2 separate regions of the Mus musculus genome follow, and region 1 is linked to region 2. A link is a loop called in an ENCODE intact Hi-C map of the cell type or tissue named here. Cell type or tissue: heart. All regions are shown on one strand. Each heading gives the region's core, and the rest is flanking DNA. Links, peaks and the distances in the headings are about the cores only. Region 1 overlaps Mctp2 (multiple C2 domains, transmembrane 2). Region 2 holds the start of Gm36633 (predicted gene, 36633).

Region 1 (16,339 bases), core at 3,141-11,140, 210 kb before region 2:
AAAGTTTGAAATTCAAGTAAACAACTCAATAAAAAGGAATATATACAATTAAGAAAACTAGAAAACAATTGATAAAGAGAAGCAATGTCCATGAAATAGGTTGAGCAGCGTAGTGCGGTGGCAGAGTACTAGCCTAGCAAGTGGGACACTGTGAGTTCTCTGCCAGCCCTGAGGCAAAAGGAAACAGCACAAAATGAGAAAGAAGGTATTCCAACAGTGGAGCAGTAGACAGGATAAGACCGAGACTAGTATACCCCTCTAAAAATATTAGTAGAACTGACAAACCACTTCTAGGGTTAAAGAAAAAATGTAGGTAGAATGAGACACAATAAGCAAGATGCAATTATGAATATCAGCCCCAGTTCTCAGCGAGAGACCAAGAGAGCAGGCAGAACTATAGAAGCAGATGAGAGATGACCCAAGGGCTATGCAGATATTTACTCTTCCCAAAGGAACTATAAGGCAGCCCAACACTTGGAAGAAAGAATATGCAACAAAAGACCAAAGAAAGTTATCTTTAAAAGTCTAATTAAAGGGATTTGGATATCAGATAGTGAATATGATGACAGTGAAAATTATCAGTTATAACTTTTCAAATGATTCTAACCTTTTCTCTCTGCATTCTCTTCTCTGGCCATCAAGAAAATAACATGTTGATTGTGTTTCAAAAATCCCAAGGGGCTGAGTACTTCTGATACTATTTTAATGCATTATGAGCATAAAAACTGAAAAAATGTATTATAGTATTACTTTTAATTATAGTAAATCATAGCAAGAAGAAAGATTTGTGAAAAAGAAAAGCATGTTTCTTGTGTATGAGAAGGGCTCATTCCATTAGCAAAGGTTCTGTGTAATTGGTAGCAATGATGTATTGAAAGTGAGTTGTTCCCAGCAGTATCACGAGATGTGGAAGGGATACTTGGAAAGACTCTACTCTCACTCCTGATTATGGATAAAGTAGTCCAGTCCTTTATCAATCTATTAGTTGGGGTTTTTTTTTTTGGCACCTTGACCAAAATATATTTCATAGACAAGAAATACTTATTTTGGCTGCTGGTTCAGAAGTTTCAGTCCATGGTCTCATAGCCCCATGCACTCTTAAATGATGATATGATGGTAGTATACAAGCAATATAAAATTTATGGAAGAAAACATTATGTACATCTTAACTAAGAAATCGTATTTTTAAAAGGGGGTTATCTCATAATTTCAGATATCTGTAAACATAAATAGTTGGTAAATAACAGAATATAAGACATCAATGAGATACATAAGAAAGCAATATCAATAGCTATATTCATTTAAAACGTAAAAACACCAACAACTATAACATAAAACGAACAGAAGTTTATGTCTAAGTCTATAGAACATTATTGAAGAATAGAATACAAATTAGAGATCATATAACATTAAATAAATGTGTAACATGGCATTACTGTGTATAGGATAAAAGATTTGTTAAGAGAACTATAAACAGCTGCTTAGGGAGTTAGGGTAAAATATTCCACTAAGCAAAAACGTAATTTCAAGATAATAAACAGTGGACATTTAAAAGAATGCAAGTTTTTTTTTTTTGATTCCTCTCAATGACCAAAAGAACTGTTTGATAAGATTATATTGCTGAAGATCCTACATACTTTACTTGCAAGATACACTAAGTAGGAACAGAGCTGGAAGCTTTCTACCTGCTTCCAAGCTTTCATTTTCATGCAATGTGCAGTCTGCTGAAGACTGATGATGTCATACAGTGCTGAACCCACGGACTACAATACTAATCTACCAAGCAAGGTGTATCCACTGGTGCAGTAGGGGCATGACTGTTATAGTGGGAACCAACTATATTCTGATGGTACTTAAGGCCCACTTCATAGCTCATAATCCCATAGCTGGGGAAATTTTAGGCCCTCATGGTGATTTTACTACTGTTTATCAGAATTGACATGGTACTAAAATGCCTTCTAGATTTACTTATGCCAAGAGAAAACTGGTAGGCCCAACCTTAATAAGAGAAACTTATCTGAATATAGAGATGATGGCTGATTAGTGTTCTAAGAATAAGGGATCTCTGTGTATAGACCTATATAGGCCATTTGTACCACTTCCATTAAAGCTGATTGAATATTGTAGAAGAGGGGTTCGGAAAAAAATCTAAGAGCCTGAAAATAGGGAGAAGGAAAGTCAAATGCTCTCTTTCTAGAAGTAATATAGACAATGTAGCCATAATTTCACAGCAGCTGCAGTGGTCTGCAAATGGCGCAAGACTAGATCCTGTAAATAGTTAATTAGGAATCTGGAAGGGACCCATGTATTCCTACCCCTCTTTGCTAACTATGGGATATCAGTGGATTCTGAGAAGGGTATTAATTGTGTTCAGGTGTGTATCCACTGTCAAGCCTACCACTCTTCAATGAATAATTCCAATCCTCTGGTCAAACATGTGATGCTTATTAAACTCAGTGAGTCTAAAAACCAAAAGGCCTGGCTGTGGGGCAGGGACTTAGTCCTCAGTGAGCAAATGGAAAATGAGTAGTAAGAGACAAAATCCCTCAGATCCTCAGATATCAGTCTATGTAGCCAAAACACCAATTGCTATGGTAAATTCAAAGAGAAAAGATAGAATGGATAAAAAGCAAAATTATAGCCTATGAACACAAGTTTCCAGGCAGCCTGGATTGTCTTTAATTACTGAGTCTAAGGCACGTCAACTAGGCAGAAAAGTTAACCCAGAAAAGAAACCCCCAGCACAGAGATGCCTTATCTAGTAATGGTCTTGGTGGTTAAAAATGTAGAACAAACTGATATATCGGGGGCTGACCCACTGGCTTCTCATGTAACTTGGCTCAGTTTTTACTAGTGACTTGACTTCTTGCTCTTTGATTATTATTTGCTGACATGAAGATAATTCTTACATGTATGTTGAGAGGATAAGTGAACTGGTAAATGCGAAGCAATTAGCCCTTGCACACTGTGACCAGTCATCATCTTCCCTTACCTTGTGTTACAATATAAATGCTCCAATTAGTTTAAGCAACAGAATTAACAAACCCGACTAAGGATTTTCATCATCAAACGGAAAAAAAAAGGGGATGCCTTAAAATGCTGTTGGAAAGTTATTTGGATTAAAATGATTCAGAATGCCACATACATGCATCTTGTACATTTGTAGTCTGGGTATCTATTTTAAAGAAGAACCCTGGGCTCCCAGAGATAAAGTAATTATGTACAGTCATACAGACACAGAATATCAGAATTGGGAACTGAGTCTAAATTTGTCTGATTTCATAAAGTAGATACCAGGCCCCAGCTTATTTCTCTAAGCTAAAGTGACCTGGGCTGGAAATTACAGGGAAAAAGGCCCTGAAGGATTTCAGGAGACCGACTTGATAAGACTTGTTGAAACCCAAAATTATTCACCCCTCAAGAATCAGCAATTCTATCACGGGGATGTCTTCAGGAGTGAATGGTACACACAGCTATGTGTCAACAACTCAACACAGCCTACAACTGCTTATGACTGGGGTGAATTTAAAGAACCATGACACAATTCATCAAATATACTCAAGAAGGGTATACTTGTAACCAGGTTGTGGCCTGTAATCCTAGATACTCTGAAGGCTGAGGCAGGAGAATGGCAAAATCTAAGCCCTCTGTGAGCTATAGGATGAACTCAACACCAAGCTAAATAACTTAGTTTAAAAAAAAATGGAAAGGAGAAAATAGCAGGTGGACCATAGCTCAGTGGGAGCATACTTGCTCAGGCTGTCTGAGGCTCTGGTGTTACCAGTATATTCACACACATACCTTTGTATATATATATATATATACAAATATAATCTCTGTACATATGGATTAAGTCCAAAAGAGATGATATTAAACATATGCCATCTATTTAATAATTCCTATGAATTCCCCACTGTGACTGGCTGTTGTTCATGTATTTTCCCTCTGAGATAATGTAGCCTTATTATTTACAATTTAAGAATTAAGAAACAAGAACAGAGGAGCTAAGTATTTTAAACAATCCTCTCCAATCTAACCTTGTAGTCAAATTAAAATATGAACTCAGTTTATCTACCTCTAGGGTCTTCCTCAGACATTGCCTGTCCTATTTCAATTTTTAAGTGAAAGTTTTTTTATATAAAGAAATTATAAATAAAAAATACATCATACCAAAATTATCCAAATGTAAAAATACATTTGATAGTGTAAGTGTAAAATCCAAGATAGATCTCAGAATAGATATTCTGTTTGGAAAGTCATTGAGATGTATGTAAAACTCTAGTTTTACAAGAGACAGAAATAATTATTTATATTACAAGTTATAGATGCATTTGTCCAAAGATATTAATTCCATATTTCCCTTATGAGTGTTATTTTTTATAATTTTTCCCATAACATTTAGAATCATTTGTATGGTTTGTGTGGAAATAGCTCATATTTTAGGGAGAATGGCTGAGAAGCCATGAGCACACCAGGCTTTGTGTCCTTTTTCAAGTTCAGATCTCAGTTTGCCTTCTGGCACAGGACTAGCTGCCATGGAGAGAAGTGAGATGTGGTGTGAGGGCCAAGGAAATGGTTCTCGGTAGCTCCCTGGTAGCTGTTCTCTCTGCTGGGCTAAGCATAGACTCCCATGCTAATCCCTCATGCTATTTGTAACTCACACCACTGGACCCACGCCTGATTCCAAGCTGCATGCAGAATGTGAAGTGCTATATGTGTATTAACTGTCCTCTTGCCAAGCTGTGTGTCTCTCCTTGTCATATTTATTGGGGAGCCATTTAGCATGTACCTCAGCTGGGTTCAGCTGCTGTACCATGATGAAGTCAAAGTCTCAGTCTGTCTGTCTGTCTGTCTGCCTCTCTCTCTCTCTCTCTCTCTCTCTCTCTCTCTTGTCACATGGAATGGAGAATAGTATTTGATACAGGAAGATAGCCTTTATCCAAATATTCTGCCTTTTCTAATTAGAAGGTCAAATAGTGATGGAATCAATACGATTTTTTTTTTTTTTTACACTCAGGATTTTGATCTTAAATGCATGTCTTTCTTCCTTAAGCTCTCCTTCGTATTGACCCTGATTAACTTTGGTAAAACATCACATCAAAGAGTTTTATGGTGAATCACAATAAAGATAATTGGTTGTTTGGAGAAAATGCAATTGGGAAAGTTTTTTTCTTTGTCCTCCTAGCTGAAGTATATTACATTCAGGCTATGACTTTAGGCTTTAAGAGTCACTCATAGAGCATTCATGTGACTCAGAAAACTTATCAACTTTTAAAATGTTTCTCATATTTACTGTGCTTAAGAGTAAGCAGAGGTAATAATCTTTCATGAAGAAAAATGTTAGTTTAAGAATTATGGTATATATTAAAAATTCTATTAACATGATAATTTGTAAGTTAATTTGTTTGCAGTTTCATACACACACACACACACACACACACACATATCTGTATACTTCAAACACTTATCTGCTCTTATCTCCCGCCACCTTTTATCCTATCTTCCTTCCTCTGCACAAATCCGTCTTTCACATTCACGTCTGCCCATGTGACTGTGGCCCACCAAGATGAAGCAGCACCATCTGTGTGATTGTCTTTAGAGCTCTTCCTTGGGGCCCTGTGGGCTCAGCAGAGGGTATACAACTAAAGGAAGTGACTTCCTCTCTCTGCAATCTGTGCAGAGTCAGAGTTCAGAGGTGAAAGGAGGGGACTCCAATGCCCCCCGTCCCTTCATAGGGACAGCTACAGGCTGGCCTTGTAACATAAATTTTCATAGTAATTTTTCTTTGATCCCAAATCTCAAATTATTACTTAGTAACAGACTTCCTGGAGCTTTTAAACTGTTTGGAGAATTACCAAAGAGTTACCTTTTACAGTGCTCCAGATGGATGACATGTAACTCACAGGACAGAAAGTAATGGAAGGCAGGTAGGAAAGCTCATTTCTTTCTCATCATGAAAGGTGCTATTCTAAACTATGGGGAAATTTGTTCCTAATAATTCCAGAAGTATTATTCCCAATTATAGAATATATATTCCTAATTAGATTACATATCTTTTATATTACCCTGTGAGGATGTCTTAAATTATGGTCTAATATTTTCCTTCTTACCTACACAGTTGAATATAAAGATTATATAATAAATCTGTTCCAATATTTTATCTTACAGAACTGAAGTTTAATATATTAGCTGGCTTTCCTCCCCCTTCTCCCCCCCCAGGCCCCCGAGAACCTTAGTTTGGTGGAAATGTAGTCTTAGCAGGTGTAAGCACAGAAGACTCTCCAAATCAGCAAAAATCTCCTTTTGTTGTGAATTTACAATGATTGTTTCTTCTGGGTGAGCTGAGAGTGGTTTCCAGCTCTAGCTTCGGCTATCTTGATAGTAGAGACAGATTCTCACCTCTAAATGTTCTTTTGGCTGTGTTTTAAGTTTCCTATTGTATAAAAATTGTTAAATTTTAGTATTAAAAATAATCTTCAGAATTGTCACTATAAATCCTGAGTGTGGCCTTACATATGCAGTGTGCTTGCTTAGCATTCATGGAGTGCTATCGTGCGGGAGCTGGGCAGATGCACCTAGCTTTTCCCACCAAATCTTCATCCTCTGTTCAAGGGTTGGCAGTTCAGTTTCATAATAGACCTGGAAAGTATTTTCCAGAACATTCTCTTTTGTTTTAGTCTCAGTATTTATGGTGATGGCACTCTAGCTGCTTTTCATTTTGAACACTATAACCCCATAAAAAGGGGCATATGTAACATAATGCCATGAAATTACATTGGTAGCTACAAAATAAGCTTATAAACTTCATGTATTTTTTTAACATTTATTTTATTATCTTTAATCTTTTATTTTTTTACAGTCCAGTCATTATTCCATTCCCAGTCAACCCTCCGACAGCTCCTCATCCCATTTCTTGTCCACCAGTCTCCAAGAGGATGCCCCCCCCACACACACAAACCATCTCCACCCCCCCCCCCCCCCCACTGCCAGGCCTTCCCACTCCCTGGGGCCTCAAGTCTCTCAAGGGTTAGATGCATCTTCTCTCACTGAGGCCAGACCAGACAGTCCTCTGCTGCATATGTGTTGTGGGGTCTCATATCAGCTAGTGTATGCTGTCTGGTTGGTGGCTTAGTGTCTGAGAGATCTTGGAGGTCCAGGTCAGCTGAGACTGCTGGTCTTCCTATGGGGTTGCCCTCCTCCTCAGCTTCTTCCAGTCTTTCCTTAATTCAAACCACAGGCGTCTCCGACTTCAGTCCATTGGTTGGGTGTAAGTGTCTACATCTGCCTTGGTCAGCTGCTTGTTGGGCCTCAAAATCTAAATACTTTTTTAAGTCTATTTTTTATGAATATAAAGCTTCAGAAAAAATAAATAAAAGAAGAGTTAGATGTGTACCAATATCCTATTTAATTCCTGATCCAGGAGAGGGATTGTGATATTTATATATGTTCAAGAGGAATAGAGGTTTTTAATTTTATAATCTTCAAACATTTAATATTTGTGTATTCCAATTAAATTTTCTATTAAAGTAGTAAATGTTACATTGTATCTTTGTTTTTGATGCTATCTTCAATGTTCCTACATGGATTCTGAATTTCGCTGACACAATGGTAGGGACATTGAGTAACAGGAAATGGTCATTTACCAAATTAAAAAAAAATCCTTCTACGAAATAATTTTATATGGACACTTCTTGTTCTTTTGTTGACCTTCCCTCGCCCTTAAGAAATCATGGAAATTTTAAGCTAACATTACAAGAACTGAGGACAGAAACAAATTGAAGTTGGAAGTACTTCAGCTTGGCAAATTGACATGCTGTTTTTGTCTTTATGTCTTTCAACTTTAACACCCACAATTTATTAAGTGAGACTCCGTGCCAGAGCGGAAGCCGAGGATCCTGTTTGGACACCGTTGAGGAAGGAAGCCGGGACTTTATGGGGCACCCCCTTCCTCTCAGCCGCTGACCAGGAAAGCCATCTTTCCGTATGAAAGCTATTCAATCTGAGAGGTGGGGTGCTTTGGGAAGGAAGATGACCTCTCCCTTGTAAAGTGGAATTGCTGTTTCCCCACCGTGACTTACTCAACGCATTTCCACCAGTGTTTATAAGACCACTTGTGTGAATGATTGTGGTGACAGCAATAGTCATTTAAAATATGGCTCAGATTCCTGGCCTTCCAATTTCCCAAGTTATTTGAATTATTAAGCACTAGAGTCACAATAGAATGTTGGACAAGCTCAGGCTGTGCTGAGGCTCTTTTAGAGTAGAGTGTGTTTTCTAAATGCCACAAGTGCCATCAGCCTGTCCACCACTACTGCTCTGTACAAAAAGCATGGCTGCCCTCAATCTGAAGACAGAACAAGGATTTCTTTAGATAGCGCCCTTTCAAGGAAGCCAAGGGCTTTCTGAGCTGCCATAGGAAGGGTTTGCTTAGATATCAAACAGTCCGGGAATGGCAGGTCGCTAGCATAGTACATGGAAGTGCTGGGACATGCAGGACGGAGGTCAGAGTGACTTGGTACTGTCAAAGTTGTGTAGGTAATGTTGTGTCACTTGATTTATTTGGGACCTTGACCTTAACCTCAGCTAAGATTTGATTTAATTAATTTGAGTTGTTTCAGGGCCAGAGAATCACTGATAGCTATATAATAAAAATTAGTTGCTTTAGTCATTTCCTTATGATTCTTCAATCTTCTTTGGGAATAATTTTATACTTAAAGGAAAAGTGTGAAGAAAAGAGAGTTCTCTATTTTCTTCCCATGCTAGCATCTTACATTACTGTGTTGCATTTGCCAGCACTAGAATGTCACCAATAGTAGTATGTTATGAGTAAGTAAACTTGGGTCCTCATTTGGATTTTAGCTGGTCCTTCATTAATATAATTTTTTCTCTTCCAGGAACTAGTTCATGGTACTAAATATATTTAATTATCCTAGTCTTTTCTGATTCATAACAGTATTATACTCTGTCATTTTTCCCCATAACTTGACAATTTTTAGAATTATTGGCAACAAATTTTGGAGAAAGTTCATCATATTTGAATATGTGGAAAAGTTTGGTCACCAGAATGGGGAGGGGTCCTGTTATCATATCATAATCTGTACCACTAGGTTTCTTTCAACATACTACTTTAAGCTGATGGTTGTTACTTTATCTTCTTATCAATTATAATCTCATTCTAAATTAAAAGTTGATTAATCTTTTAGTTAGTGCCTGAGTAATATTTTCTTCACCTGTAACCATATGGTGGTAAAAAAAAATGAGATCACTATAAAAACTGGAAATAAATTACCAAGTCATGTCAGAAGATATAAAATGAGTTGTAAAATCCATTTTTGCAGAGGCAAAAAAAAAAAATTAAATACCTTTCCAACTTTGTCAAAGTTAGTTGTTTTGGTTTTGCTATTGAAAACACACAGATCATAGCACTAATATATACTTTGCTTTTTATTCCTCGCAGATTAGAGATGGACAACCAAACTGTTATGTGTTGAAGAATAAAGACTTAGAGCAAGCTTTTAAAGGGCTTATTTACTTAGAGTTGGACCTCATATATAATCCGGTAAGTGCCCTCCCGGTGTGCCTCCCAGCTTCTCAGTACCTGAAACACATGGTGCTCAGCCTGTTCAGACTCAGATCAGTGTCAAAGATTTCAGGATTGAAGCTTGAGAATGGGTGGGGTGACTGTGTTTAAAACTCAGTCGTAAAATCCATGCTGAATGTTCCAGTTTTCAAACAGTTGAGCCAGCAGGATTGATGAGGCTTAAATTCACAATAGTCGAAAAGTCAAGGGAATAATTAAAAATAAAGGAAAGTCTTTGCATATCTATAGGTTCATAAATACTTTGTATATCTAAATGTCATCTACAGATTACATAAAGAGATGATACATTATATAAAAATGTAATCCACTCTAGAAACATAAAATTTATGTCACATATAATCTACATATAATATATAGTATATCTGTTTATTCTATGATAGGCAAGCTCTGCAGTCTCTAAAACAATGTATGTCATAGCTTTCATCTCTCTCTCTCTCTCTCTCTTTCTCTCTCTCTCTCTCTCTCTATATATATATATACACACACACATACACACACACACACACACATATATATATTTAATTGTCACTAGTGCTGAAATTGGGGTCAAGTCATCAATATGAGTGTGTGTTCTTCCCAGTTTCTTCCTCTTCTGCTCAAATGGACCATCTGTCCAGTCTGCAGGAGAGGTGACCTCTCCCAATCTACTACTTTCCTCTGGGAAGCACTTGTGTATAGATTATATGGAGATTATGCTATTTAGCCAAGGCATAAGTGCTGTCTCAGGTGGAAAACATGTTTGTTCACGGACACAGTGGAAGTACATTTGTCTTTCATTTTTTGAAGGTTTCCCTTTCTCTGCTGGTTTGAACACGTCAGTAAATTCCCCTGGGGCTTAGTTTTCTCCTTGTAAAGGAGCTACCGTGGCCCATTTGTGTGCTCTCTCAGGTCACTGGAGGTAATGGGATTGTCTGTGGAAATGTTTTAATGGACTGAGAACTGCCCTTCCTCTTTGAGGTACAAATGTCTAAAGTTTAGTTCAAAAATGAGAGAGGACATTTTCATCATTTAGATTAGCATGAAAATGTAGGAAGCTCTGTGTTGGTCCTGGTTTAAATACTTCTGTGGATATAGCCAAGTGGTGACAAGACCATCCATGGTCTAGCTTGGCTTATCAGGGACTGTATGGCCCCGAGACTCAGGAAACTGCCCAAGAAAGACTGGACCTACCACTTTCTGGCTCATGGCCTTTACCTGTGAGTTATAAGGTACGATTTTCTGGGATCTTTTCTCAGATACTCAGAGAGAGAATGAAGTCTATGCATGCTGCCCTTGTAACAACCATGTTTTTCTAGGTCAAAGCAAGTATCAGGACCTTCACTCCAAGAGAAAAACGCTTTGTGGAAGACAGCCGCAAGCTGTCCAAAAAGGTAGGTGGCGCCCACCAACTGCCCTCTGAGTACCTTTATTAGCCAGCGTCCAAGTACTTCTTAGTCATTGCTGGCTTTTATTTTATTTTTCCTCTTCTCTCTCACTCCCTTCTCATCTGGACTACTCATCTTTGCACTTCTTTCTCTTGTCTTTTCTCTCAAAAATGGGCCAGGTCAATGAGGAGTGGCATATTCCATATTCTTGGGAGGAAGGAGGGGGTGTGAGCTCTGCAGTGCGCTGAGGAGTTCTTTAAAAGAGACACCCTCAATGCCTTTGTCCCTTTCACTGGTGGCATTTCTCTTTCTCCCCTTCACAGATGAGGACAAGTGCTTTCTGCTCGTTCACTGGATGAAGGGATTTCCCAGTGGTCTAAGGAAGCTCCTAGCCTCAGATTCCCCTAGGGCTGAGGTTACTCTCTGGGTTTAAATTTAGGGTGTGCTTGCATCTTACCCCATATGGAATTAGCTGTCTTTCTTTCTGCTCATTGTCTGGAATTCTTCTCTTATCAGTTTAACAAAAAGTAAAGATCCAGAACTAGGGGGAGGATCTTCACATTAAAACTGAGTGGGGTTGGGGTAGGGGTGAACTATAAACCAAAAAACCCCATGACCTCTGCATTTCTTTCTTCTGAGCCCCTCCCTGTCCTCTTTAGATACAGGCCAGGATTTCAGCCAGTACCCATTGTTCCTCTTCGGTTGTGTAACAAAGAACAAAGTGTCCCCCCTCTAAAAATGTTTATTACTTCCACAGCTTCCTCTGGGGTGAGCAGCTGTGCATGACACAAAGCAGTTAAATATAAAGCCATCTTCTCTTCCTCTTGTTTCCCATGAACTTCTGGGCACCTTGCTGGGGAAGGGACTTAGCAGGCTTTTGGAGGAAAGTATCAACATGTTTTGGTTTTGGTACCACAGTCATTTGAGTGCAATAGTCATTGTGTGTAATCCGAGTCTATGTCCTCATTTTTATTATTATTATTATTTTTGTCTTTTGCTCTGTTTACTTGAAAGTTAAAACCTAAGTGGAGGTAGGCAGGGTGACTGCTTTGCAAGCAAATCAAAATACTGTGCCTCCCAGTGGGAGAAAAGACATTTCCTTTACAAAACAATGTTACCACTGGGGTGGCTTTGGCTCTGAGAATAGAGGGGAGATCTGGGACTAAACTCCCTGGGTGTGTCAGGACCCTCCTCCAGTGCTGCACAACACTGGGTACCCTAGGTTACAAAGTTGAAATTTTTACTTTTGAAACAAATATTTAAAACCATCTATTGTAGGATAGATAGGCAGTTCTCTAAAGACAAGAATTCTAATAACCACCTGTAAGGTTAAAGACAATGCCAGTACTACTTTGGGAGAAAGGTTGAAAAGTGTGTTGAAGATGATAGAGCTGGGAAATGGGGAGGGGGAATCTGGATTCCACTTCTACAACTATACTTTTTGGACTAACATAGCGATGATGCTAGGCCTGTCCTACTGGTGGTCTTTCCATCTGCGTCCATACTAAATAATAACTTGGCACTCATTGCAATTCTGTCTCTGTTTTATTCTTTTTTTGCGCTCTCTCTCTCTCTCTCTCTCTCTCTCTCTCTCTCTCTCTCTCTCTCTCTGCCACACCATGTACACACACACATATGTATGTGCTCTCCCATGCATGTGCATGCACACAGTATTCACACATACCAAATGCTAGGTTGCTGCAGTTCTTGTTTGACAGTTGAATTCTGTATTGTACACTACTAAAGCAAGCTTCTTTTTTTCTTTTACAAAATGAGCCTTAACACAGGTTGGATATGCTTGTCTCCTATGGATGACAATAGGAATATATATATATATATGGTACTGTACATAATATAATTTGAACAACTACAGCAGCTGATCTTAGGGAATATCCAGAGCATGTAAATCTAACTGTCTGTTTTTCCATCTTTTTATAAAAACAGATATTATCAAGAGATGTAGACCGTGTAAAAAGACTCACTTTGGCAATATGGAACACAGTACAGTTCTTCAAAAGCTGCTTCCAATGGGAGTCTACATTAAGGAGTACAATAGCATTTGTGGTAAGATTTTTCTTTTTAATGTTCAAATTATTTTCTGTTTATTTACATACATTCATCTCTCTATAATGTAACATATGAGGTTAGCCTTTCAAAGACTGACTCTGAGTAAAGGTGACCCATAAGAATTCTTTTAAATTATTCAAAAGCTATCCATATAATATTTCTCGCTGAGCTTAAAAGAGCCAGTCTCTATATGTTTCTGTGGTGCTATTGAAGCATATTTATATAGTCTTTACCTGGCCATTAATATTTTTCAAAATGGCAGCTGGAAACAGTATGACTAAATTTCAACTGAGTGGTTCTACTTTAGTTTGTCAGCCAATCATTAAAAAATTCAATATTAAAAATATGTATACACATGAAGCTTTAGATACAATAGATCATGGCAAATTTAAATGGGGCTCAACACCATACTTGAGAAATACTTGTCAGAACATTGTTGCATTCTCATGAGCATAATAATATCATAGTGTCAAAGAGCTGCAAGAGATTGTTGAGTCTATCGCTGAGAGTCCATGAGTCCTTGAAGAACATCCTCATTTGCACCATAGCATTGCTTGGCTTCTCTGGCGTCTTTGCTCTCATTTGTAAAGGGACTGGTCCTTAAGCAGACTGATAATGTCTGCTATGGGGGAGATTAACATTCCAGATTCCTTTTATGTGTTTTGTATCTGGTATTAATGGTGAATTTCTATACAGTTTCTATACAGTTATATAAAAGATTGCAATATAGTTCTAGACTATATATATCATGATCCATGGCAAGTCAGATTTTCCTGTTTCATGTTGACAGTACATCCTCAATATTTTCTTTTGCATTGCATTTTCAACCTTAATTTACATGATGTGTATATTACATAAATATATATATATGAGATAATATAGCATAATAGTCACATATATAATATCTTATATAAATATATGTGTATTTATATATGAATACAAGATATTAGAGCTTCATTGTGATCTCAAAGTTATTTTCACATATTTTATAGAACCAATATGTCAACTCCATGAGAGACTTTTTCTTTGACAGTGGGTACCATTTTGATTGGATTATTTTCATTTTGCATCACTTCAGGACATCTATGTGTCTGTCATTGTCCTGACATTTTTTTAGCCATTTCGCTGTCTTACACCCGATTCAGCTGGTGGCTTCATATATCAGGCTCCTCTCCCACCTCCTCAGATCCACTTCCTACCCAGGTTCCCTTTCAAAACTTTCCATGGACTGTTGTGTACAGTTCTGGCCCTCAGAGGAAAGTGCACACAGTTGGTGTCTGCCTCCAGCCAGCACTCTGGCCAGCCATGTGAGGAGTAGAGGATCCCCCCCACTTTTTTTTTCAACTGAGTTCTGGCTCTGAGACTTTAGAAAAACAGATCTGTTGCCCTGGATTCAGTAAGGGGATGACAGAGATGATTAATGGGCTGCGGGGCTGATCTGAAGAAAGATTAAAACAAATGAAGGGAAACAGGTTGTCCGGTAAAGAGGACTTCTGGACAGGAAGGGAACCTTGACAGGGGGCCTCTCCTCCACTGCCTCTGCCTTGGCTGAGTCCTCTCTGCTGGGCACCACCTCAGAAAAGAACCTTCACCAAACTGTTAGAAAGAAACTGTGACAATGTGCCTGGGTAGCAAGGGCTCCCAGACAGACGGACAACAGTACCATCCTCTCCTAACTGATTTATTGTAGCCTAATATACAAGAATACCTGGGCTTATGAGACTGTGACAGGCTCTACTGTTTGCATGAAAGGCATATTTATGTCAATACATCACTGAAAAAAGATCAGGTTTAGCCACAAATACTGTAGAGTCAACTTGTACCCTTGTACTCGAACATCACAGATTCAACCATGCACAACTAAATATTCTTAAAAATTGCATCCACATGAAACAAGGACAAACATTTCTCTGTCTTTGCATCTCATATAAAACAGTATTGCAACTATGTATATTTGTTTTTCATTTTATTTTATGTCATAAGCAATTTAGAATGTATTTAAAGAACAGAATAATGTGTGCACACACACGCGCACACACACACCACAAACTTGCACATGTACGTGCATGTGCCAGTGTATATGTCTGTGTGTGTGTGTGTATTTGCTCTACTTCTTGTTAAAATTACATCATGAGAGAAAAATGACATCATGAGCAGCTAAGCTCTTTTTGACAGGGCATGTTTTATTTCTAGTGTAGTCTACAGGCTTGTTAGTTGCCCATATGTATATGTTGTAGTCCAGATGATGGGACTGGATATACATTACTTGAGAATCTGTGGCGGTTGGGTGTCTACGGGTGTGTGTGTATCTTGGCCCTAAACCCTAAGTGTAATGAAGGATTACTGTATATACAAACTGTATTACTTGTCTTGAGTGTACTATTTTAAAATGCATTTAGACACATTTTGCTTTGAATTTGAAACTCCAAGTACAAATGTTTATATCATATGCATAGTGTTTAGTCATGGTGGGTCTCAGAGACACAAAGACACTGCAAGGAAGATAGTTTCTGCCCCAAAGCTGATGGAATATGGTTTCTGCTACTATATGCTATCATTGGAATTATCCCTATAGAGTTTCAGCTCTTTAAAATACAGGACTATATTGTAATATATTTAAAGAGCAGAATAATGGGTGCACACACACACACTTGTGTGCATGCATGCCTATGTGTATATGTGTGTGTACATTTGCCCTACTTCTGTTTTTTTTTTTTTTTGCTGTTAAAATTACATCATGAGAAAAAAATTACATCATGAGCAGTTAAGCTCTTTTTTTTGACAGGGCATGTTTTATTTCTAGTGTAGTCTACAGGCTTGTTAGTTGCCCATAGAACTCTATTGGAACTACACACATATGGGCTGCTGCTGGGTATGCTGGATATGTAGAACTCTGTTATAGATTTTCTATCTGCAGAATCTTACCTCCTCATCTAAGTTAAGCCAGAGAGATGCAAGTAGGCTGAGCGAAGGAAGCTCAGCATCTTTTCTGTCTGGCCTTCCCCACGAGGATGATATGCATATCATCACTGGTACCCGTTAATGGTTCTTGGCTTGTCTAGTCTGGGCAGAGTGCTGCTGCTTATTACTCATTGGCTTGTTATTCCCTTCATGTTCCACCTACTGGCTTGGATGTTACACGGCAGAATAGCTTTGTGGGTGTCTGAGTACTAGTTGAGAACTTATTCAACAACTGATTCTTCTTGAGAAGCCTTTATGTTCTGCTGGGAATGAGGATAAGAGAGATAGTTTTGGGCTACTGGAGGAATGAAAAGAATAATTTTGGCCAACCTAAACTTGATAGGAC
Region 2 (16,339 bases), core at 3,706-11,705:
CTCTTTCTAATTTGAGCCTGAGGTCTTCCTATGGAGTGTAGCCCTCAGCCCACATAACTGCCCTTTCAGGAGTGCCCTTAGTGGAGTTGAGGAGTTAGGTAAGACACAAGGAGGGTTTTAAACCAAAATACATCCAGCAGAAGAAAGCAACCACTTACAGATTCCAGAGAGGTCAGGGCTTCAGACAGGAGGACAGGATCTGGTAGCAAGTATCACCTGCAAAAAGCATCACCAACAAGTAGTGAGCAAGAGGTGTAGTGCCCCAGTTACCATGCCCTCAAACTGCTGATCCTAAAGAGTAGTGATGCACACAGATGTGTTGCTTTGAGTCAGTGGGAAGAACAAGCAGGTCCAGACCTACTCAACCACTGGAGGAGAAGGTTCAAATAGACATGAGGTGTTGGGCTATAACTCAAGTTCACGCATCTTAGGTCAGCCCTGGCAATAGGTGCAATGTAGCAACTCTATTAAACCAACTTATGAGAAAATTCCAGAAAAAAAAGGTGGAAAAGCTGTCTATTTAATCTGGATATTTGCAGAGAAAAGTCAATTCTGACAATCAAAGACTTGTGATTGTGCCTTTCTATATAACCCTTATCCTTCTCCAGATCTAGGTATAAACAATGGCATGGTGACTGATCGAGAGGCTGGGTGCAGCCTTGGGCAGCTGTCTCCACAGGCTCTTGCCTGTGCTCCTAGGAGCTGAATATTGGGCTCTCTTTTCCAACATAGGATGTTGTGTGTAGTGATCCCATATCTCCAGACTACAGGCCTCCGTGTTTGGACCTAACAAGGAAGAATGCATATCGTCCCAACTCTAGGACTTTAAACAATATGAAACATCTAGATATGCTTTTGTAAGGTCTGACGTTGAAAGGGAGCAAATGGGCTCATATGAACCTTTTAAGGCAAAAACATATTTACATAAGAATACAGTTAAAATCTGGGACAGGGGTACAGGGTCACCTTGGACTGAGATGTAATGGATATGACTGAATCTTCATGAGAATCTAAGTTTTCCTACAATCTGTACAACTCAATGGCAACTTAACTCATACCATAAACTTCTTGTTCAAAACGATGAACTTAAAATCCAATATATAACATATTGTGCAGCTAATCTCTCTGTTTACTTGTCTCAGAGAGACAAAGATGACAGAGTCTACTCCTTTATTATATTGTCTGTCATCAATCAATATATGTGTATATAAATACGAATGAATGTGTGGAAGTTAATGTATCCAAGAATAAAATATCATTGGGGCCCATACGCCATTGCCAGCTTGAATCTCATTTCTGATACTTGTATCTGAATACACTTGTTCAGTGGTGAATCCCATGTGTTTATTTGTTTTATTTGTTCTGGTTTTTCGTATCTTGTGTACAAGGCCCTAAATGTTAAAGCAGCACCCTCTCCCTGTGCGGAAGGTTTAAGTGAAGTAGCTGAGACTATGCAGCTCGCAAGTGAGGGCTGACCCAGGCTGGGAGCTCAGGCCCAGGGAGCTGCAGCTCCAGTACTTGAGACTCAGTCAGTCTCTGAAACGTAAAGTAGGACTTGGCTTAGACTTGAAACCAAACAGCCAGGTTCCTGAACAAAAATGAAGCTTTATGTGGGCATTATGGGAAAAAATTAGCATGTCTTGAGAGTATGCTGAGATTTTAGATAATAAAACAAATGGCAGTCCCAGGAAATGTGCTCATAAATAGAGTTACTGGTTAGGGTATACTGCTTTGTCGCACGGGACTCTTAGGGGAATGGAAGGGACACACTGACATTCACAAGTTCTGAATTTCGAGGTTTGGGAATGGGAAAGGTGAAGTGAAACTGTGAAGGTCTTAGCCAACCCATGAAGGACAATGGGCCAATATAAGAACTCCATAGGTAACAGAACATGGTATAGAGAAGAAGAGGGGTAGATGGGAAAGCAATTTGGAGTACATCCACTTGCCCAGACAGGAAATCTCACCTGTGGGACTCGTCCAACTCCATGTATAAGAAGGGGGCTAGATTGTGGAAAGGAAGATTAAAAGAAAAGGGGTATGTTCTTTTTTTAATCAAATAACACAATATTAATGCATATGAATTTGGTTTAAAAATATCTAGGGGAGAGAAACCATTTAAAAACTGTGCTTTTTCAAATAACCCCCAAATTAATATTAGGAATAATGGAAATGTGCAAATAGTCTGAATTTTAGCATTAATGAAATTAAATGGGAATTTGATTATGCTGTGTTGCAGCAACACATAATGTTCTCAAGCAGAACCTCTGCAAATCTGTTAATTCTGCCGGTGATTAGATATGTGCATTTCAACACATCTTGCTGCCCTTTGAATCTAGCACAATCAAGATGTTAGAATGTAAGTTATTTTCTGGTTATTAGGATGCATTTCAATCTTCATCTTTAATCAACTGAAGATTCACAAGATGGCTTTGATAAGCCTGTGGGGTGTGTGTGTGTGTGTGTGTGTGTGTGTGTGTGTGTGTGTGTGTGTGTGTGTATGTGTGCCACAGGCTGATGAGCTGTCACCCTTGTCTCCTGGACTTCGGGACGTGCCCTCTGGTATCAGGTAATAATACGGAGTTTCATTAATTGAAAAGTAAGGCAAGTATTGGAAGGCTGCTTGCTTCTCTAAGTCCTTTGTTTGGGGAGGAGGAGGGTCAGTGGAGAGGGTGGGGTGGTTCCTTGTGCTTGGCCCCTCCAGTCAGAGTCTGCAAGACAAGGGGGAGTCATGAAGCCCAGGGCAGGCAGCCAGTTGGTAGATGATAACGATAGCTGCACTCTGACCTGCAACGCTAAACTGTGGTCTGCACAGCTCAGTCTGGGAAGCTGTGTTCCAGAGAGAGAGAGGGAGAGAGAGAGAGAGAGAGAGAGAGAGAGAGAGAGAGAGAGAGAGAGAGAGAGAGAGAGAAAGAGAGGCGCTAGTTAGCTGTCAGGACACCACGCCATGGACTTGAGGCCAGGAAGACACAGGAGGGCATGGTCTCGATGAGTTGCTCTTCTAGCCCTCCCTCCAGTGGCTGCTCCAGGCACTCCAATGTGAGGGATGTGGGGAGTTCTCAGTCACTAGGAACCCATAACATCTCTGGGCCTTCCAGTAAGACTGAAGGAGGCTGTGGAGTTATGGGGTGCTTCCCTTCAGATCTTCACCGTTTCAGACCAGAGAAGTACAGCTTCTCTCAGAGTACTGCTCTGAGAATAAATATGTATTCCAGAGCTTAAGTTGTACACAGAGAGGAAGAAATACAAAGATAGAACAAAATACACACACACACACACACACACAGAGAGAGAGAGAGAGAAACAGAGAGAGAGAGACAGAGACAGAGACAGAGAGAGACAGAGAGACAATGAGAGAGTGAGACAGAGACTGAGAGATTCAGAAAGGCGGTAAGAAAAAGAACAAGTTTTTTTTTTTCAGGGATCTGAGTCAATGGTGAGTTGCAGAGATAGGAAGAAAAGACAGTCTTTTTTTTTTTTTTTTTTTTTTTTTGCTAAATGCTGCTAGAATATGAATGGAGCCCAGAGCAAACTGAGAGCAAATGGGCCACACACAGAGATGAAAAGAGAGCAGGAGAGGAGATAGAAACTACAGGAAGGGAGAGACAAACACAAACACAGCTATGGATACAATCAGAGTCACAGAGCAAGACACACAGAGAGGGACAGAGACAGAGCTAGATGGAGCTAGATCCAGATCCAGAGACACAGAAACACACACTCAGAGAGGAAGACGTACAAAGACAGAGCAAGACACACACACACACACACACACACACACACAGAGAGACAGAGAGACAGAGACAGACACACACACACACACATATATACACACGCACACAGACAGACAGACAAACAGACACACACAAACACACATACAGAGAGAGAGAGAGAGAGAGAGAGAGAGAGAGAGAGAGAGAGAGAGAGAAACAGACTGAGAGAATCAGAAAGGCAGAAAGGAAAGGAACAAGATAACAAACTGATACCCCAAAGGAGACAGGAAGACCAAATAACACAGAACACACACACACACACACACACACACAGACACACACACACACTGACCACAGAGCTATTGTGGGTGAGACTGCTTGGACTACAAGGTATCTTGGAAGCATGGGCTCACACAGTTTAACTGCTGAGGTTGATGGAAGGAAATGCAGCAGTCTGAAGCCCTCCCCCATGCTCTCCTAGAGTCTCCTGTAAGGACTGGGTTCCTTAGAGAGCCTTGAGAGAGCTAACAAGGGGTAGCTGGGAACAGAGATGGCGGTGTCAGTGACTTTTTGGTTGAGCTGAATCCTTCACAAGTGCCTCCTTTCTGTCTTTCCATCTAGTCCCAATCTTTCTCCCCACAGCTGACTTTCCCTCGGCTGTCCTGTGAACACTGCTCTGCCAGAGTTTTCCTTCACTGGCTCTAAAGTTCTACATACCCGTCGGCTTACAATGGGGTTATTTCCCAGGAAACCTATTAAAAGTTGAACATGGCATAAGCTGAAACTCTTTTCTGGTCAGGCAGGCAATGTTCCAAAAAACAGAGCCTGCCATCTCAGAGTGACACAGGGTACTGATACTTAATTCAGGGTTACCTGGCTGTTTGAGAACTGAGCCCACCCCATACTATGAGAGAAGGTTGCTAACCAAGAAACAGATCAAAATTCAAAGAGTGTTCTCCACTAAATAGACATCACTTTTGCATTAAAAAGGGAACAAGTAGTAGGTGCAAAGATTGCAAGACTTTGTGTTTTTGGAGACCCCTGCTATGTGCTAAGCCTTCCTAGGCAGAGCAAGTCAGGGCTTTTCCCTGCTTTAAAGCTGTGCTCTCTGGGGTCCTCAGCCTCATACAACATCAACAGCAGAGTTTTAAGAGATGGATGGTGGAGGCAGGTTTGTTAAAGGGAAGATGTCAGGGTGGTCAAGGAAGGGGATTCATATGGTATTAGCAGGCCTGGGCACTGAAGAATCCACCTTCCACTTACAAGCCGCTTGGCCAATACATTATTATATTCACCTCCCAAATGGTCACAATACTTGCACTGTACACCATGACCTAGTTCACATTTTAACTATCAGTAGTGCCAAGTACTGCAAGGCAGACATTGTATTCTTCTACCCTTCCCCTCAACTGACACCCAGCTACTAGAGAGGAAAATAGGTAAACTCAGCCATAGGTCAAAAGCATTTGCTTGTGGCTTGTTGAGAAGACAAGCGAAGACTCTGATGACTGATCCCCTCTTTTGGGGCATCCTGATACCTGTTTTGTGGATCAAATGCCCACACACTTCAAAGAACCCTGTGTCCTCTACCAGCGTTTGTAGGAAAGTTCCTTCTCTGTGAGATGCAGCTGAATTACGTGGAGAACAAGCCCTAGGAAATTGCAGTTCTGTGCCTAACCAAAGATACTACTACAAGAGCCACTGGGCTGCCTGCCTCCGGTGGGACATGCCAACAATGGCTCATATGTGACAGAGAAAGAGGCACTGTAAGCAAAAGGAACCCTTCCCTTCCTGGAGATATTGTCTTGCTCAAGATCCTGTCCCTTTCACTTAAGATCTGTTTAAACTTGGACATGAATGTCTTGGCTCGGCCTTGACACAGCTCATGTTCGACCTTTATCTGAAACGTGGGAAATCCCAGTTCAGTAGGTGGTGCTGTGTACCTTCCAGTCAGCCTCACACTGCACCCTGGCCTTGAACTAGGGCAGCCTCAGGGATGTAGAGATCACTTGTTATATTAAAGGAGACTTTAAATGTCACCACAACATCAAAGGACATGTGCTATTCTACTTAGAAGGTTTTTAGGTACACGCAGAGCCAAATAGGCTTTTTTTTCCATGCTCTTTTGGAACGAGTTATTTATATTACATAGGCATTATTTATGTGTTTGCTTATTCAGACCACAACTAAGGAAGCATCTGGATTTCTTTCTGATCTTCAGTTGCAAGGCATCAAGACAATATGTATATACACAATAAAATCTGATGTCTGCTACCTACAGTTTTCACTCTGCATTAATAAAGCATGTTAGTTAAGTACCGACCACACATTGGATGCTTGGCATTTGGGATGCATTATTGCCATAATCTTTTCAGAATTTTGTCAATTTTTTTGGCTGGGAAACAGAGGTTTTGAAATATTAAATGACTTACTGAATGTTGCGCTGCTCCACAGTGACTAAGCGGACTTTGAAACCAATGTGTTGACAGTAAGCTGAATTTCCTTTCTATTGCAATGAACTAGGGCCAGGGTTAGACAGTGGAACTGCTGATATATATAAAAAAAAATAAGGACTCATTCACTCTCACTGTGATAAGATATAAGAAGAGATGGGGCACCATGTAATTATTACAAGCAGAGAGTCCCAGAGCCTCTCTTACTGTCTCTGGACCCCATTGCTATGCTATGCTTAAATAGTTGTCTGACCATTCAACACTTCCTTTGTCTATTTGTATCTCAGTGTCTCAGTCTGTGACGTGAAGACAACAACAGCCAACAAACAATTTACAGAGATATTGTAGGAAGCAGCATCTACGGAGTGCGTGGAGTCCTCTTCAGCCGCACATAGGTTGGCATCAGAAATTTCTATTCCTGTACTAAAGCCATCACACAGAAAAGCTGTATGTGAGAAATCTCTTCCACGGGTACAGGTATAGGATAGGAAAGAGTCCAGACAGAAGAAGATTGCTGTCAACTCAAGTGACCCAGGCCTTTGTGGGACTAAAAGATTTTGACAACTAGAGGTCATAATTTCGATGGCCACATTTTTTACTTTCATTTTACATTACCTGGTCTGCTGACTCCTTTAGATTTCATCTTCCTTAACTCTTGCAAGAAGTTAATGACAGTTTTCTTACCAGTTTTACTTCATCCAGCTTTCTTTCTGCCTAAGATCCTTCCTTCCTTCCTTCCTTCCTTCCTTCCTTCCTTCCTTCCTTCCTTCCTTCCTTCCTTTCCTTCCTTCCTTCCTTCTTTCCTTCCTTCTTTCTTTCCTTCCTCCCTTCCTTCCTCCTTCCTTCCTTCCTTCCTCTCTTTCTTTCATTCTTTCTTCCTTCGATATTTATATTCGTTGATATTTTCTTGCTAATAAGTGTTAAAACAGGGATCATTCTCGAACAAAGCCTCTTATCCTCAAATATGCTTTCATAAGTCTTGAACTGAAACATCACTTACAAGAGGGCTTGAGGTGAAGGTGCCCTTTTGTTCCTCTCCACACTCTTGTTCAGAGCATAATGAGAAGACCACTGGGTACATGATGGTTAACGTTTGAGACAGGTAGGGCAAAGACCAGAAAGATGAGGGGGCCAGAACTTCATGGCGGGTGTGTCATTAAGCACAAGTTCGAACCTTTGGATGTGGGCTGATTCTGAATTAGGAACAACTGGGGATTTCCAGTTTGAAGGTCTTGTTGTTTGTTCTTGTTTTTGTGATATATTTACATGATACTTGAAAAGGAAGGTGGACTGACCTATAGCTTAGTCAGACTATATTTGAGAAATAGACTGTTTAGGTTCAAATCCCCCTAGGTTTCATTGTTGAAATTATAGAGTTATTTGGTTCTGTCTTAAAACAAAGCTGTTTGAGATTTGAGATGATGAAGAAAGGTGCCAGAGAAATGGGAAATGTTGACATGCCAATTGGTTGTCTTCAGCTCTCCATCTCCCCTCCTTCACTAATTCAGATGCATGTACCACCCAGGAACACATTTGGAAACTGTTGCCAGTCATTCATTCATGGTAGCATACCTTAGGGCTTTTTTATAGAGCCCAAAGAAAATTGTACTCTGAGTGTAGACTTTATGTTCAACTCAAGATCTTCTCATTATCCAGAAAGATCCACCTACAATACTTTTCCTTGAATACTTAGCTGCCTTCCCTCCTTCCTTCCCAATCATCCTGCAAAATACAGCAGAATGTACGGGCTTTCTGCTCCCCCCCCCCTTTTTTTTAATTTTTAAATCATTCTCAGTATTACCAGATTACAGGAGCTGGTCTGGTAAATGGCAGCAAACAGGGCTCCACTCCTCTTCCCTTTCAGCAAGTAAGTAGGAGAGGAGGGCTCTTAGTAACTGCCTTTGTGGTTTGTTTATTGTTTTAATGAGCCTTGGCAGTGTAATCACAGCACCATTATGACCTGGCCACGCCACAAGGAGAGGAAGTTCCCGGAATCCTCCTCCTCCTAACTCATCTTTTCATGTTGCTGGAAGCCTGTGCCTCTGGCCAGCATGCTCCACAAGCTTCCGGAGTTCAACGGGTCTTTGTTCTTATCAGTGATGCCCTCCTATCCCCTATCCCTCCCTCTTCTCTTCCTTCTTCCTCTAGACTTTGAGGCTTCAAGTATCAAGCTGAGATGGGGGCGTGGTGGTGGGGGAGAGGGAGGAGCAGAGTGAATAACATTTCTTAAGCCGGAACTATCCAGGAAAGGAACGCTGGCCAGGAAAGGGCGGGTGGCAGGCCGCTGGGATAACAGCCTCCCACGGCTTTTTTCCTCCTGCCTTTGTCAGTTGTAGATAGAAACTGATACATTTCACATGGTTTTCTCTGGAGACCACAGTTATTAAGAAAGTGCCAATAGTATATTTAACTGGACTAGCATAGAGTGGGGAAGTGTGTGTGTGTGTGTGTGTGTGTGTGTGTGTGTGTGTGTGTGTGTGTGTTGGTGAAACTGTGCTGTGGGGTTTTGTGCACTTTGGGAGAAATTTATCCTTTGAATTAGAAGAATGAGGCAGCCAGCCAGACTGTTCCCGAATAGAGATGAAAATTTAAGAGTGACAGGCTTGCCATCCTGTCTGCTGCACTACCAGGACATCACACATGAACACAGCACTATTTGATGTCACCCAGAGGTTCTGGTTTGATTGGGCAGCTCAGTGGAGTCCCAAATAAAATGGACTTTGCCATTCTATGAACTTGAACATAAATTGTAATCTCAACATTCTCTAGTAGTGTTGCATATAGGACTCATTTTCTTCTGGCAGAAAAGAGGGGGATAATAACAATAATTTTGTGCTGATTTAAAAAAGGTAATGTAGGTAGAATACCTGTCACTCACATTGGAAATAAAGAGACCCTCTCTCAAAGCAGGTAGAGAGGCAAGGGCCAACTTTGGTTATTGCTCTCTAACCTTCACATCCTCTATTAGGCATGCATGCGACCTCATACCCACAAACCTGCACATACACAAATGCAACACACACACACACACACACACACACACACACACACACACACACACACACACCACATGTAGAATACCCAGTACATAGTATTTTAGGAGCTTTATCAATATCAGCTATATCTCTGATTCTCTTCCATCTTTCTCCTTTCCTCCTTAATCTTCCTTGAACTCAAATAAGTCTAGAAACTATGGAGAATAAGTCTGCTTCTGAGCCTTACCATGAAGAAGTCCCAGCCCAATGGGATTCAGCACAGAGTTGAAACTAATGTGTCAAAGCTCCTCCTACATTATCAAGAAGAGGAGCCAGATGCACACTAGTGGTTGATTCTTTGATCATTTCTCAATCCCCAGAGTTGCACTCAAACTCAGTTTCCTTCCATGAAACAGTGGGTGAGTCTTCAGGGGTCAGCCAGCCAGTTATTTCTTCATAATCTTGAGAGTTAGAAAGCAAAAAAGAAACCCGTGTCACTAATCACAAAGGAATCCTTTTGTCTGTATTCTCTCAGTAGAATTTTTTAGAAGGAAATACAGAAGGATTGCTTTAAAATAAACAGATTAAAAATTAAATGGAGAGGAAATTTTGTTCATTTTCTTTTGGTAAATATTTCTTATGCACCCCTCATGCTTCAGGTATGGGTATTGTAATAGGACAGCAAATCAACCAGAGACCCTTTTCCCATGTCAATGGTGACTCAATAATATCCAGAAACTTCTTTGGAACTTCCTCCTGAAATTCCCCTACAGTTTTGGCTGGCACTGGGACAATTTGATTAAAATGATGTGACCCTGCGTCAGTTTTCTAGGACTTCGGTAACAAAATCCCACTGACCAGGGGACTTACTGCAAATAGGTCATCTTCTCATTCCAAGATACGATCCAAGTGTTTCTTCTTCATCATGAGGACTGTGTGTCATCATCTTTTCGATGTCTCCCCAGTGGGTTTAGTATCATTCCAATTTCCATCTCTGGATGAGTGTGGTATCTTCTCATATAGCCTTGTAATGTCCTCAAGGTCTTCACCTCTCTGTTAGTGTCTACTGCCGGTCTATACAGCAACACCAGTCGTACTGGATTTTAGTCCACCCTGCAGCTATATCTGAACTTGACTTTCTTTACTAAGACTCCAGTTCAAATCCAGTGATATTCTAAGTGTTGATCTTTGAGGTCCCAGTGAAGTTTAGAAAACAAGATTCATTTCACAGCTATTAATGTTTGTTTAGTCCCAAATCTAAACAGATCAGACTTCTACTTTTCTTGGGACAGGGGCATTTAGAAACAAGCCACCATTGTGAGGAAAAATTGGTATTTTGGAGAGGCCATTTGGCAAGGAACTGCAGTGACACTCTCTTAACCAATAGACCTGACTTCCTTTCTCAGAGGCCACGTGACTACCATGTGAGTGCTCCATCTTGCAAATGGACCTTGAATGCTTCCCAGTGGAGTTGACTGAACTCATTTCTATAGAGCAGATATGTGCTGTTACTGACGATTCCAACCCAAACTGCATTGTTATAAGCAAAGGTACCTACTGTTTTAAGCTACCTAGGCATGGGCAACCTTAACAATATCCCTGAGGGCAGTCACAAAGCAAGTAGTTTCCTTTGAAAAGTGTGAGAAGGGAGAATCCCCAGGTCTTAGGAAGCAATGAACAGGACGTCCAGAATGCTGCTTTTCCAGGCTGTTTCCTTACTGAGTAAATGTCATCCTGATGGCTCAATCCATGATGCTTTACCAGTTTGACACTCCAAGCAAAGGTATTTATCTTTGCCTAGCTGACTCTGAAACAGGCCGCTCCTTTGAAAACACCTTCATTCTCTTTGCATGTGCACTTCCCTTTTCGGAAGCAGGAAGGGTGGGGACCATGTAAGTGGGTGATGACAGCACCTATCCAAAGTGAACTCCATTTACCTTCAGCTCCTTCATAATGGCACAGAAAATGGAGCATACAAATATTCCATGGAAGGCTAAGTGCTCTGTACTAAGTGTGGAGGAAGCAATGAAGCGAGGGACCCCATGTGTTCAAGAGGGGCTTCACGGGCCAACAGTGTTCCTTTGCCTTGTCTCCTCTCAGTACTGTTCAACTAAAGCTATTGGATGCAACACTATCGATAAAACAAGTAATGTTAAAGGGGAGTTGCACAGGAGGCAAGCAAGGTGGTCTCTTCTGATAGGGTTCCCTTTTAAAACAGGTAATGTAGAGAGCAGCAAACTCATACCAGTATTAGAACAAGACTGTCTTGTCTACAAATAAACCAAAAGAGATTGTTTACATTCTGAGTAAGTGCCGAAGAATGGGTTGAAATGGACAGAGTTAACATCTAGGCACCTTTATTGCTCAGTAGCAACTTTATAGTGTTGGGTGGTGATGTCAGGTGTGCTTGGTTCAAGGTTACCGAGTACAAGGTTGGGGCACCTTATGAGTTTTGAACCTTGTGTTCTTGGTTTGTCACAACTGATATTACTTTACATATGCCAGCCACTGTTGTGGGCATGGAGGACACTATGCAAAAATTCTGTTAATGTGGCACATTGATTCAGGAAAGAAAGAGCCACCAGAAACAAATCATGCAACACAATTTTGAATTAGAATAAGGCGATGAAGTACCAGGTTAAAGCTGTCAACCCTTTCATTCGAAGACCTTTTGTTCAAAACCTGATATTTCTTTCTGACTTACAGAATAAGGTCCAAATGTCTTTTCATGGCATTTAAGATCCTGCACAGTCTAGTTCCTATTATATTTCCCAAATTATATTTCTTTCTGCTTTCCTCATTCTGCAGTCTTGTACGCTTTGGTCTTACATGGGGTTGGGGAGAACAGCTCTGGAGTCTGAGTGCTCAAGTTCATATCTGTGTCATTTCAGCCATTAGCTATATGTACAACCTTGGGAAAGTTACCGAATCCCTCAAGGTCTCAGCACGGACTTCTTCAGTAGCTGGCTAGAATCCCACTGCCTTTAACCCAAATGACTAAAATTGAGGTAAGATTATGGATGTGGGACAACAGAATCCATAGGAAAACAAGCTCTATAGGTTACTTGCTGGTGTTATTACACTTTATATGTGAATGGATGTTTTATAGACACACACATACACAATTTGATACTGGCTCTATTTTAATTTCGAGTACAATTGTTTTCATGCCATGTAGGAAGACTCAGTCGATGTCTGTATTATAGGTACAGTTGATAGATGCTGAATAAAGTGTACTCAACCTGCTGGCATGCCTTGCAGAGGATGGAGAAGACCCAGAACAGGAAGAAATGCTGTTTCAGGGTGCCCCAAAGAGGTAATTAGGATGCTGTCAGTTGAAAGTGGTGAAGAAGTGCACTCTAGGTTAAAGAACTGCATTTGGGAGCCCTATCAAGGGACACCATGTGTGCCAGTTGGCAGTGGGAGAATTCAGAGGCAGAGAGATGTGTAGATTGCCATGCTTGCAGCCTGGGCAGGAGCTGTTCCCAGCCCCCTGGAAACCATGGTGAGCCTTTTATTATTTAAATTTCATTCCAGTAGGGGCAGGAAAAAGGACAAAATACTGAAAATAAAAGTTAATTAAAAAATAAAATCAAGCGAAATGTGTCTCCGAGGCCACCTCTGTTACAGAGGCCACCTGTCATTAAGCATTCTCATGTCTATAAACCTGAGATTGGAAGCCAATTGACACTTCTGTTGTTTAATTTTTAATGCCTCCTGTCTGGTCTCTGCCTCAGCTATTGTACATGAAGGCTATCCTGTGGATATATTCCTGGGACAGAGCAATGAGAATCTTGAGTCGGCTAGCACCCACAGAGGAAGCCTACAGCTAGTTACAACTCCCAGCTCTCTGGGGAACTGCTTCTCGCAATGGTACAGATGGGTCCCTTCACAGTTGATGAGTTTGTGCCAGAGGGAGAAAGGATGTATCCAGAAGAAAAGGGATCTAAAGGACAGATCTTCATCAGCAGGGCCTCTGCTTATCCATGTTCTTCAGCTCTCTATTTGCAAGGCTTCATCATTCAATATAAATGTGTTGGACATCTGCGATGTGCCACACATCCCTTTAAGTATGCAGTCTAAAGTCATGATATCACATTAAAACACTTTTCGTCCGCCCCAGGCACTGTCATAAGAGAAAGAAGAAAATAAATAATTTAGTAATTGGATGATAGGCCAGCTTAAACAGTAGTACTATAAATGTAGATATAGGTATCTATCTATCTATATCTGTTTCTATCTCTAACTCTACCTATATCTACACAGATCTATCTATATCTATATCATCTATATCTATATCTATCTATGTATATATCTATATATCCATATAATGGTAGCATGGTGCCCTGGGAAAGACAAAGATTTTTCTGATGGTTAAACAGTAAGTTGAATGGTGGAAAAAATTCAGGACTACCCAAATCACAGAGTGTGGTGCTTCTGGAGGGGAGTTGGGAGCTGTCAGTAGGTGGGAAGGCCCTGGGCTAGACAAAAGCATGGCTTCTTTGAGAAACAGAGATGACACTATGTTTCCATGTGTGAATACATGTATGTGATAGATAGTCAGAAAAGACTTTAGAGCTTGGGGAATGGAGCAAGCTTCAGCCCACAGATTAGATCTCAGACCATGGATCAGAGCATGTACTATGATACCAGTCTCATTCTGGCAAAAACAAAGGAAATGTGGGAGGTTGTGAGGTTAAATGCAGTGAAGGAATTGACCTCTAGGCACTCCCCAGAAGAAGCCTATGTGACTCCTGACTCCATTAAAGACCTAGAGAATGGAACTTTCCTGCTGCCACTGTTTTCCTTCCTTTTGCTCTTTCCCTTCATAAAACACCCTGTAATCTCTGTCATGTTCACTCTGTCTATATCTCTAGCTTCGATACTAAATTCTAACCTCCTCACTCAAACTCATCCACTGAAAATTTAAGATATCCAGGGTGTGTCCTCTGTTAAACCAACTCAACATAGATGAGCAAAAATTTTACACAAAAATGCTGTCAGCATGAGGCTACCCACATGCCTGCTGGCCTGAAAACCAGTATTTCACCTTTTTTGTCTCTCTATATATATAGGGAATCCTACCTCCCCAGCTCTCAACCCTGAAACGGGTCTTCAGAGCCCTTGGATACCACTTTTATCCATGTTTAGGTAACCTTCTTCATCACCCTAGCTAGCTAGGTACAGGAAGAATTCTTTCTTCTTGTAGAAGGAGACCCAGGCCTGGCATAGGGTCATCCTACAAAGGATGCAGCAAGGCAAAGAACATGCTAATGTAGGATAGCTCCATGCAAATATCTGAGCAGGACTGGAAGTTGGACAAATAATTTCTAGTCATTCTTCTCTCCTTCCAGCTTTGGACAGCTGTGGACTGCATAATGTTCTAGTTTCCTTAAGTTTGCCTCTCTCAGACCCACCCACCCACAATAATAACCCATATTCTTTCTTCTCTTGCATTGTGAACAAAGTTAAAACTATTGGAGGGGTAAAGAAATAAACAAAATCAAGAGTACATTTATGAAGTGAGGCCAGCAAAATGTACTGTGTTGTAGCTTCTATCTTGAGAGTCATAAATAGCAGCTAGTGTGTAGAATCTCATTTGGGGGAGGGGGGAGCTTTAATTTTGTTGTCCTAGAATGTTGATAATGTAGAAATGAACCCAAGGCTACATCAGTGAGGGAAGCAATTTCAAAGGGGACCAGAAGGAGATTAATGGACCTTCTTGTGCCTGCCCTAATTAAGACATTTGTTAGTATGTTTTAATAGCTTTAAAGTACCTTGCACTCTCAGAATTTGGTATACAGGCTGTTTTTATGTGCAGAGAAAGGAAGCTTTCTGTTCCAAATTACACAGTGTAACATTTTTAGGGCAGGTGTGATCTTTTGTCTTCTTAATTTTCTGTGCTTGTAATGCCATCTCTTTGAGCAGTGTTGTAACTGGGACCCAGGGGGATTTCTGGTGTCTACTCAGATTAGATGAGCGGTGAAGTAAGGAGAGGACTCTCAAGGAGAGCTCATTGGCTGTCACATAATGAGCTTTTGATAGTTTAGGGGTGATCCTTGGTCGAGAATCCTCAAGGCCTCTCAGAAGCTTGTGGACTGACTCTGAGTTTGGCAGAATCAGTCATACTACACATATCTTCTCATTTACTTCTCAAATTTCATCTCCCCCATAGGCATGATCATCATCCTGGAGGGATTTCTAGTTTTTCTTTTAAATCTCTCATTTCCTTGTAGTTGTATTTTCTTCCTCTCTTCAACTGTTTCAAGTATTGGGGCCACTATTTCCATGGTCATGGTAACACAACGCAACTTACCACCCTGCAGGCAATGCATGACCTAATTGCAGCTGATGGAATCTCCGGTGCCAGAAGATCTCCCCATTAGACCCACATGGATCCTTGACCTATAGAAATGAATGCTATTTTTTAAATCTACTGTGTTTTAGGGTAATTTGAAGTAATTAATCACTTGCATTTGAGACTGTAAAGTCTATAGGATGAGAGGTAGGGTTATGTCCCTGCTCTAAAGTGGTAAGGATCATACCAGCACAGGAGGGACTGCAGCTGTCTAACATCTGAGAGTCTTGCTATTCTTATACATAATGTAAAGCTCAGATCTCAATCCACTTTGACTCTGGATGAAGAATTGTCTTGAGTTTAAGAACAGTCAAACTTGCCTAGAGTTTATGAAAACCTGGTAATTGAGAATTCTAAAGAACTTCACTTTTTCCCATTACTACTTTTTTTACTGTACATCTCTCATACAGTACATCCCAACCACAGATTTCCCTCTCCCTACTCCTTCCCTCTCCCCCAGATCCACCCTCACTCCATTTTCTCTTCAGGAAGTAGCAGGCCTCTAAGAGACTACCACCAAACAGGATGAAACAAGATATAATAAGGCAAAAGTTTTTCTACTGAGGCTGGCTCAAGCAACCCAATAGGCGGAAGAAAATCTTGAGAGCAGGCAAAAGAGTCAGAGGCACCCCTGCTTCCACTGTTAGGAGTCCCACAAAAGCACCAACAGCCACAGTATACATGCATAGGACCTGCTACAACCCATGCAGGCTCTGATTGCTGCAAGGACTCCATCTGAAGAGATTGCTTTATGCTCTATCATAAGCCTGTTAGCTTATTGAAAACAGAGGACCCAGAAGAGGACTAAAGATGACATAAGTGGTACTCAGGCCAAATGAC

Evidence for each region. A loop is a pair of places that touch in the nucleus more often than their neighbours do. Peaks named below come from ENCODE experiments on the same cell type or tissue, not always from the same donor. Only the 100,000 strongest peaks of a DNase experiment are listed, where the experiment ranks them.
Region 1: a loop joins it to region 2, with 6 times the contacts of the local background. A loop is called at or near these places in 5 of 42 quality-filtered maps.

The regions. Positions count from the first base shown.
Region 1 is chr7:72,157,830-72,174,168 of GRCm38, reverse strand. Mctp2 (multiple C2 domains, transmembrane 2) reads left to right here. Exons shown (of 23, transcript NM_001024703.1): 15 at 9,458-9,559; 16 at 10,897-10,971; 17 at 12,910-13,029. Among named protein-coding and RNA genes, the nearest start is that of Gm36696, 55 kb to the right of the region's middle. In heart, for the core only: no CTCF peak of the experiment used is centred there; a DNase peak (open chromatin) is centred at 7,918.
Region 2 is chr7:71,952,885-71,969,223 of GRCm38, reverse strand. Gm36633 (predicted gene, 36633) reads left to right here and starts at 7,206. Exons shown (of 5, transcript NR_126483.1): 1 at 7,206-7,268; 2 at 10,548-10,691; 3 at 12,033-12,149; 4 at 12,348-12,457. It overlaps 1700011C11Rik (RIKEN cDNA 1700011C11 gene), which reads right to left and starts at 8,049. Exons shown (of 3, transcript NR_126462.1): 1 at 7,968-8,049; 2 at 159-216. In heart, for the core only: a CTCF peak has its summit at 5,642 (motif pointing right); DNase peaks (open chromatin) are centred at 5,583 and 8,383; H3K4me3 peaks cover 694 bases; H3K27ac peaks cover 1,319 bases.